Regions from separate parts of the Homo sapiens genome. Here region 2 is linked to region 1. A link is an interaction called in ENCODE POLR2A ChIA-PET data of the cell type or tissue named here. Cell type or tissue: OCI-LY7. All regions are shown on one strand. Links, peaks and the distances in the headings refer to the core of each region. The heading gives the core; the rest is flanking DNA.

What was found. ChIA-PET counts read pairs that join two places held together with the same protein. Peaks named below come from ENCODE experiments on the same cell type or tissue, not always from the same donor. Only the 100,000 strongest peaks of a DNase experiment are listed, where the experiment ranks them.
Region 2: POLR2A ChIA-PET joins it to region 1 with 7 read pairs; 12 of 35 experiments call an interaction of 5 or more read pairs at or near these places.

What each region holds. Positions count from the first base shown.
Region 1 is chr1:9,013,739-9,018,125 of GRCh38, reverse strand. SLC2A7 (solute carrier family 2 member 7) reads left to right here. Exons shown (of 12, transcript NM_207420.3): 6 at 2,884-3,009; 7 at 3,258-3,445. Among named protein-coding and RNA genes, the nearest start is that of SLC2A7, 10 kb to the left of the region's middle. In OCI-LY7, for the core only: no CTCF peak of the experiment used is centred there; a DNase peak (open chromatin) is centred at 2,055; H3K27ac peaks cover 887 bases.
Region 2 is chr1:9,115,017-9,119,403 of GRCh38, reverse strand. The region is part of intron 1 of GPR157 (G protein-coupled receptor 157); the gene reads left to right. Among named protein-coding and RNA genes, the nearest start is that of GPR157, 12 kb to the left of the region's middle. RefSeq lists a silencer at 3,568-3,768. In OCI-LY7, for the core only: no CTCF peak of the experiment used is centred there; no DNase peak of the experiment used is centred there.

The DNA of each region.
Region 1 (4,387 bases), core at 175-4,174:
TTTTAGGGTCAGGTGTTGGGCAGTGTGGTGGGCAAAGGGATGGGTGACGTGGTCGGGGCTGTTTTGGTGAGTGATGGCGACAAATCGTGCTTAGGAATGGGAATCGGGCTCTGAGGCAGGTAGGGGTTCTGCTATAAAGGGAAGGAGAGAAGTTGGGGAAGTGAGGTCGAGAGAAGAGGTTTCTTTCAAGCCATGAAAAGTGTCAGCATAATTTGGCTGCCATAGGAATGGTCCAGTACAGAGGGAAGTCAATGCAGGGCAAGCAGGTTCACAGCCACCGTCTCTGTCACTGGGTGGCTGTTTTCTTCTGGCGGCCTCTATCTTCCCAGTGAATTAGGAGGCAAGGCCATTGCCTGAGAGCGAGTGGGGGTCGTGGTGGAGATTTAGGAGAGAGGAGTGTGGCCCTCTGAAGGTCTGCTGAAAAATCACTGACACGAAGCCGATTGATTAATAGAAAAGGCATGCAAACATATTTAACCAGATTCGCAGAGCCTTCAGAGTGAAGAGCCAGAGATAGAGGGGAAATTGTCCGTTTTAGTCCAGGCTCAACAGAGTACGGACAGCCGAGTAGAAATAGCATTGGACAAAAAGGGTCTGATCCGACGTAAATGGACTGAGTGGGGAGACCCCGCGAGGCCTGTCTGTGTAGGTCCTTCTTGGCCTCTGTACAGCCTTCCTTCTGGGTGTGGGGCAGGACCCTCTGCAGAATAGGGGGCCTTTTATGACCTACAGCCAACAGCATTGGTCAGAGATTTTCCTTCTGGCTAGTTTTGTTGTTGTTGTTGTTGTTTTGTTGTTGTTGTTTTGAGGCAGGGTCTCACCCTGTCACCCAGGCTGGAGTGCAATGGCGCGATCTCAGCTCACTGCAACTTCCGCTTCCCGGGTTCAAGCAGTTCTCCTGCCTCAGCCTCCTGAGTAGCTGGGATTACAAGCGAGCGCCACCACGCCCAGCTAATTTTGTATTTTTAGTAAAGATAGGATTTCTCCATGTTGGCCAGGATGGTCTCGAACTCCTGACCTCAGGTGATCCACCCGTATGGCCAGTTTTTACCTAGAATATTTTTAGGTTTTATGGAACTGGTTTTGGGGAAAGGGGATCCGGTTTGTATGACCTGCCCAGGAATCCTGACTAGGGATGCTAGTTTCTAGGGTTAGCCTCGGGGGGAGTGGGACTGAGACAGGGGGACAGGAGAAGGTCAGAGAAAAACTTGCTTCTGAGGGCGCTGCTGAGGCCTTCATTTTGGGGTATTGTTTTAAAGCCCCAACAGGAGAAAGTGAGAGACACTCGTGGAGGGTGGAGGGAAAGAGGATAAGAGGATGGACCACCAGGCGGGCCTGAATGAATGCGGCCAGCAATAAAAGCCCAGGAACCCAGTGGGGTTTCTCCTTTTTCTCTCTTTTTCTCTTTCCCTTCTTTCCTTTTTGTTTTCCTTCCTTCCTTCCTCTCTCCTTTCCTTCCTTCCTTCCTTCCTTCCTCTCTCTCTTCTTCCCTCCCTCCCTCCTTCCCTTCCTTCCTTCCTTCCTGGTCTCACTCTGTCACCCAGGCTGGAGTGCAGTGGTGCGATCATAGCTCACTGCAGCCTTGACTTCCCAGGCTCAAGCGATCCTCCCACTTCAGCTTCCCAAGTTGCTGGGACTACAGGCACACACCACCATGCCCAGCTCTTTTTTTCTATTTTTGTTATAGAGACAAGGGTCTCACTATGTTGTCCAGGCTGATCTGTAACTCCTGGGCTCAAGTAATCCTCCTGCCTCCGCCTCCCAAAGTGAAGGGATTACAGGCATGAGCCACTATGCCCGGCCGGGGTTTTTTACAGACATTTCTGAATGACCCAAATTCTGCACATATTCCTTAATGGGTGGATTTATGTCTTTGTGGTCCCCACAGTACCCTGAAGAGGTTCAGAGACTCAGAACCTGGAGGGTGCTCCATGAAAGATCGTTAACAGTAATGATTCCTAAACTCCCAGAGCCGCTGAGTATTAAATCGTCAATTAGAGAGACATCAGCTGGGGAATCCACCGTGCATGACGCTTAGCACCTGTGCCTCATTCAGCCCTCGCCACTTCTTGCCTGAGGCTCAGAGACATTAAAGAACTTGTCAGCTGGGTGCAGTGGCTCATGCCCAGCATTTTGGGAGGCCAAGGCAGGAGGATCATTTGAGCCCAAGAGTTCACGACCAGCCTGGGCAACATAGCAAGACTCTGTCTCTACTAAAAATTAAAAAAAAAAAAATGAGCCAGGTGCGGTAATGCACGCGTGTAGTTCCAGCCACTCAGGAAGCTGTGGTGGGAGGATCACATGAGCCTGGGAGATTGAGGTTGCAGTGGGCTATGATCGCACCATTGCACTTCGGCTTGGCTGATAGAGCTAGACTCTGTCTCAAAAAAAAAAAAAAAAAAGAACTTGTCCACTTCCCACCATACCAGCAGGGGTGGGAGGCAGACGGAGACCCTGTTCTCTTAGTGGAATCTCAGTTCCCCTCCTTAGGCCAAGCCATCCAGAAGGAGCTCACTCAGACCCAGCGCAGGGTCCAGGCCCTGCCCTACCATGGCCCTAATGAGGCAGAGATTATCCCCTTTCCTGCTATAAAAGTAGGAACAAGACTGAGCTCATTTTCTCCGGGGTTCAAGTGTTTAAATCATTGCCTATTCTTTAGAGAAACGGTGTTCTTCCTGCAAAATAATTAATGACGTGTAAATTTGTATAACTCTCATGATTCCCTCCGTTTTGAATGTGGAAACCATTTGTAGGAGTACCCTGGTGAGAATGAAGTCCCCACAGTCCTTGGTTCACACATAGGAGCGTGACCTTCCGAGCACAGTGGTAGGTGGGCCAGGGGGTGCCCAGGCCCCGGGATCCTGAGTCCTTGGCTCCTTGCAGGCTGGCCGGTGCTTCTGGCGCTCACAGGGGTGCCCGCCCTGCTGCAGCTGCTGACCCTGCCCTTCTTCCCCGAAAGCCCCCGCTACTCCCTGATTCAGAAAGGAGATGAAGCCACAGCGCGACAAGGTATGAAGTCGCCGGCTACTCTCCCAGGCCCTGCCCACCCCGGGGGCCAGGCAGAGACACGGTCAGGGCCACAGTCAGGGTCGCCATGGGTCAGGGGTGAGAGCTGGGAGCTGAACGGGGTGGGGGGGTGGCAACTGGGGCACAACCAAGGTCAGGTCAGGGAATGGTGAGCTCAGGGCCAGCATGGGGGCTTGGGGCCCAGCCTGCAGGGAGACGGCCCTCTGAGCGGGTGGTTCTGCTTTCCGCAGCTCTGAGGAGGCTGAGAGGCCACACGGACATGGAGGCCGAGCTGGAGGACATGCGTGCGGAGGCCCGGGCCGAGCGCGCCGAGGGCCACCTGTCTGTGCTGCACCTCTGTGCCCTGCGGTCCCTGCGCTGGCAGCTCCTCTCCATCATCGTGCTCATGGCCGGCCAGCAGCTGTCGGGCATCAATGCGGTATGTGGGACGGTGGCCAGGCAGGGAGACAGATGAAGCAGACCCAGGCTTCATGGATAGCAACACACAGTTCCACCCACAGAGGCCTGGCCTGGCAGTGGGGCCAGGATCAGTCCAGGCAGAGCCAGATGTCAGGAAGAAACCTCACTCCTCTCTGCCTCCGTGCTCTGCCTCTCCCCACATGCCAGCTTCATTTTTCTCTGTTTCCCAGTCCCCAGAAGGAATGCCTCCTGCCAATAGTCCTTTCCCTTCTATACAAGAGACCAGCTAGACTGAGATGAGCTGAGGTCTCCTGGGTCCAAGCTCAGGTCACCAGGCCTGGGTTGGTAGGCCCAGCCTGTGTCAGGAGCCCATCTTGGGCCCACTTGTCTGTGATGTTTGTGGCATCGCTTTCTGCGACCGTGGCTCTTTGGCTGTAACTGTATCTAACCATGGTGTGAGGGAAGGGTGGAGATCTGACAGAAGCTAAAACACTGGAGATTGGGTGGGTGACCCAGTTGCTCCAGTGGCGTGTCGGGAAGAGGTGGCCTTGGCCTCAGGGATTCATGGATGTTTAACCAGTGATCGTGGGAGGGTAGATGGCCCAGGTGGGAGCCACCAGATGTGGAATAGCACACGTGGCCTTTCAAAGGGCTGTTTGTGCCAATGTCCTTGGCATGGGGCCAGAAGACAGACTCAACTTGCGGTTGGCTTGGCCCAGAGTGAGAGGTAAGAAGTCATTCTTTGGGATCTGAGCTCTTAGAGTAACTGAATGATGGAGGGAAAAGTGCTCTTGGAGGTCGTATGGTCTGACTTCCATTTTATAGACGCCAAACCTGAGGCCCAGAGAGGGAGGAGCTGCGACCCTGGATTCCAGGGCAGCGCCGGGCTCCACCCTGGTGTCCCGACTCCAGGTCAGGCCTCTTTTTCCCACCACCTGCTACCCTCTTCCTGTCCCAGGGT
Region 2 (4,387 bases), core at 302-4,301, 100 kb before region 1:
CCTTTGTAAAGATCTGTGTGCTCATCACTTCTTGTTTTTGTTGTTGTTTGTTTTTTTGAAGACAGAGTCTTGGCCGGTCATTGTGGTTCACGTCTGTAATCCCAGCACTTTGGGAGGCCGAGGTGGGCGGATCACCTGAGGTCAGGAGTTCAAGACCAGTCTGGCCAACATGGTGAAACCCCGTCTCTACTAAAAATACAAAAATTAGCTGGGTGTAATGGTGGATGCCTGTGATCCCAGCTATTTGGGAGGCTGAGGCAGAAGAATCGCTTGAACCTGGGAGGCGGAGGTTTGCCATGAGCCAAGATCACGCCAGTGCACTCCAGCCTGGGAGACACAGTGAGATTCCATCTCAAAAAAAAAAAAAAAAAAAGGCAGGGTCTCACTCTCACCCAGGCTAGAGTGCAGTGGCACAGTCACGGCTCACTGCAGCCTCAACCTCCTGGGTTCAAGCGGTTCTCCCGCCTCAGCCTCCTGGGTAGCTGGGACTTCAGGTGTGTGCCACCACGCCTGGCTAATTTATGTATTTTTTTGTAGAGACAGGGTCTCACTTTGTTGCCCAGGCTGGTCTCAAACTCTCCTGGGTTCAAGTGATCCTTTGGCCTCCCAGAGTGCTGGGATTACAGGTGTGAGCCACCATGCCCAGCCTTTCCTCTTAAGTTATGACCACAGAGGTTGTTAGGTTAGGTTCCACTCTGATGACTGCATTTTAACTTAATCACCTCTTGAAAGACCCTATCTCTCAAATACACTCACATTCTGAGGTTCTGGGGATTAGGACTTCAACAGATGAAATTTGTAGGGGACACAATTGAACCCTTAACGGCCTCTGAGTGGGAAGGAAGCCGACTTGGAGTCTGGCTTTCATTTCTAGGCAAATACAAGTTGGAACTGGGGCCCAGGTACCTCTGGGAGAAGCTTGTGGTGCCCCTGCCAATCAGAGTTACACACGAGGTGGCTGTCCCGGGCTTCCTCCGTCCAGGCAGGCTCAGCTTGGCCTCCTCCCAGCCTCAGAGTCACAGGTTTAGACAGGAGGGGCCTTATGGGTCACCTGCTCTAACCCACATCCCCACCTTGCACCCCCACCCAGCACCTGTCATGGCACCCCCTGAACATGAGCACTCACCTTCTCTCAGTGGAAGCTGCCTATTCAGCCCCCAGATTTAGGACTGGGCAGGACCCCGCCCATTCCTCCGGCATCTAACCACTTCTCCACCACCAGGTCCTCTTCAAGACTTTTTAACCATTTGAGGATAGCTCAAGGCCCAGCGTCTCTTTACATGCTCCTCAGGTGACCTGGCACTGGCGCCAGCTTGTCAGTCTCAGGTTTAGAATGTGAGCTGCAGATGTCCACTCACAGGCAGACAGCACCAGCCATTGGCTGTTCTGAGCCACCCACATCTGAGCAGCAGGATGACCCCTCCAACCACATGAATTTCTAGGTTGTAATCAACCAAATCCCTTGGTCTTTTTCATATGTGCAGTTATTAAGCCCTGTGTTACTTGTTCTGGCTTTATTTTTTTGGGGTGGTGGCTTCCCGTATGAAGGGGGGAAAAACTGTTAGGTGTTACATGTCAGAACTGTGGGGGTTTTTTTTGTTTTTTTGTGTTTTTTGTTTGTTTGTTTGTTTTGCTTTTTTTTGAGACGGAGTCCCACTCTGTCGCCCAGGCTGGAGTACAGTGGCGCGATCTCAGTTTACTGCAACCTCCACCTCCCGGGTTCAAGTGATTCTCCTGCCTCAGCCTCCCCAGTAGCTGGGATTACAGGTGCCCACCACCACGTCCGGCTAATTTTTTTGTATTTTTAGTAGAGATGGGGTTTCGCCATGTTGGCGAGGCTGGTCTCAAACTTCTGACTTCAGGTGATCTGCCCACCTCGGCCTCCCAAAGTGCTGGGATTACAGGCGTGAGCCACCGTGCCCAGCTACATGTCAGAACTGCAATACGCATTTCTAGAAAGCAGGATTTATGCCACACATGTGTTTGTGGAGCACCTATCAGATTTAGACTACCTGCAGCTCAGGGTGGCCCCCTGGCTGGAGAACTGCCCTGTTTATCCTTCTGAGAGTTCCAGATACACCAACTTTCTCCTTACCCTGTAGTCAGGAACCTGGGGCACTGTCATCTCCTTATCGTTTTTATCCTATGTCTGCTAGTGTCCTGGAGCCAGCTTGAGAGACCCGATTGTTCCATTTTAGGGAATTTTGTGAGCTGATTGTTAGATACGACCAGTATTAAAAACTAGATTATATTAAAAACAGAGCTGGGCATGGGGCTCCTGCCTGTAGTCCTAGCTCCTTGGGAGGCTGAGACGGGAGGATCACTTGAGAAAACATAGTGAGATCCCATTTTGAAAAATAATAGACTGGGCATGGCGGCTCTTGTCTGTAATCCCAGCACTTTGAGAGGCCAGGGCGAGAAGATAACTTGAAGCCAGGAGTTCAAGACCAGCCTGGGCAATAAAGCAAGCCTTTGTCTCTACAAAAAGCAAAAAATAAGCCGGGCATGGTAGCATGTGTCTGTAGTACCCCCTACTCAGGAGGTTGAGGTGAGAGGATTACTTGAGTCCGAGATTTGGAGGCTGCAGTGAGCCATGACTATGCCACTGCACTCCAGTCTGGGCAACAGAGCAAGACCCTGTCTCTAAAATAATAATGCTTTTTTTTTTTTTTTCCTCTGTCACCCAGGCTGGAGTGCAGTGGCACGATCTTGGCTCACTGCCACCTCCCCGGTTCAATCAACAATCAATTCTCCTGCCTTAGCCTCCTGAGTAGCTGGGATTACAGGCACGTGCCACTATGCCCAGATAATTTTTTTGTATTTTTAGTAGAGACGGGGTTTCACCATGTTGGTCAGGCTGGTCTCAAACTCCTGACCTCATGATCCGCCCGCCTCGGCCTCTCAAAGTGCTGGGAATAATAAAATAAAAAAAAAAAGCCATAAATACTCAAAGCTCATCGTGTCATAGCTATTTTGCTCTTTACATGCTTGAGGTTGTTGTGTCTATCATATCTCTGTGGTGAAAAAATATATATATATATAATTTATATATAATTATATATAAATTATATATAATTTATATATATTATATATAATATAATATATATAATTTATATATAATTTATATATAATTATATTATATATAATATATATATAATTATATATATAATTATATTATATGTAATATATATATAATTATATATATAATTATATTATATATATAATATATATAATTATATTATATATATATATAATATAATATATATATAATGGTGTGCTATGTGCATCTGTTCCCAGCCACATGTGTTGGTGGCTGGAAATTGGCCATGGTGGAAGTATTTACACATGGAAGTTGGCAAAGACTACAAATCAAGGCTTGATTTATTGCTTTGTTGATTGTGTAGAGCAGAGATCAGCAAAGTTTTCCTGTAAAGTAAGTGTTTTCAGCTTTGTGGACCAGGCAGTCTCAGTTGTAACTGCTCAACTCTGCCTGAAAGCAGCGGTAGACAATCTGTAAATGACTAGGTGTGCCTGTGTTGCAATAAAACTTTATCTAAAAAAAAAAAAAAACTGTGGGCCAGATTTGGCCTGAGAGCCACAGTTTGCTGGACCCCTGATCTAGACTTAAGAAAGTAATGGAGAAGACATTAAAGGTATAGATTAAACTTAAGTGTTACTTATCTCTGAGCTTAAGAAGAGATGGCAGCTGTGTTGGGGCAGGCAGAAAACCCAGTATGTAAAAAAGAGGTAAGGAGAAGAGACAGGATCATGGAGCAGAAACAAATTGAGGAAACAGTCTCCCAGTGTGGGGGGAAGAAAACTCGTACCTGATTCAGCAAAGAAGTTGCTCATGTCACCAACCAGTGACATGAGCAACCAACATATGTCTTGTTTTCTATGTCTTCCTTACTTCATTTTCATCCCGTTAAGGGAAATGAAAGCATCAATTAACTTCATGCCACGGAGCGCTCTCATTTGCTGATTGCATCCACAGGTTGGCAAAATCCAGGGTTTGGCTGAAATCAACAAAAGCATTCTGTGAGAATCAATTGGCTGCATGAAATGGACAATAAAGAAGGAGTATTATTATTGTATACTTTATTATTATTTATAAATTGTATGCTTCACATCCTGCAGGTGAAATTTATACATTTATATGTGTGTGTGTGTAAACATGCATACATGCACACATGCACACGTCTATGTTTTTCTGGAGAGCCAGTTGTGAAATGTTCCCAACACACCACTGTCCATGCCTGTACATGAGTCAGTCTGGCTCAGCCCGCTTTGCAGGATCAGTGGACCATTCCACCCTCTCCATTTCCACCGGCTCCCTGATTCTACCTCTTACCTCCTCTCTCTCAAATACCACCCTCTGGCAGCTTCT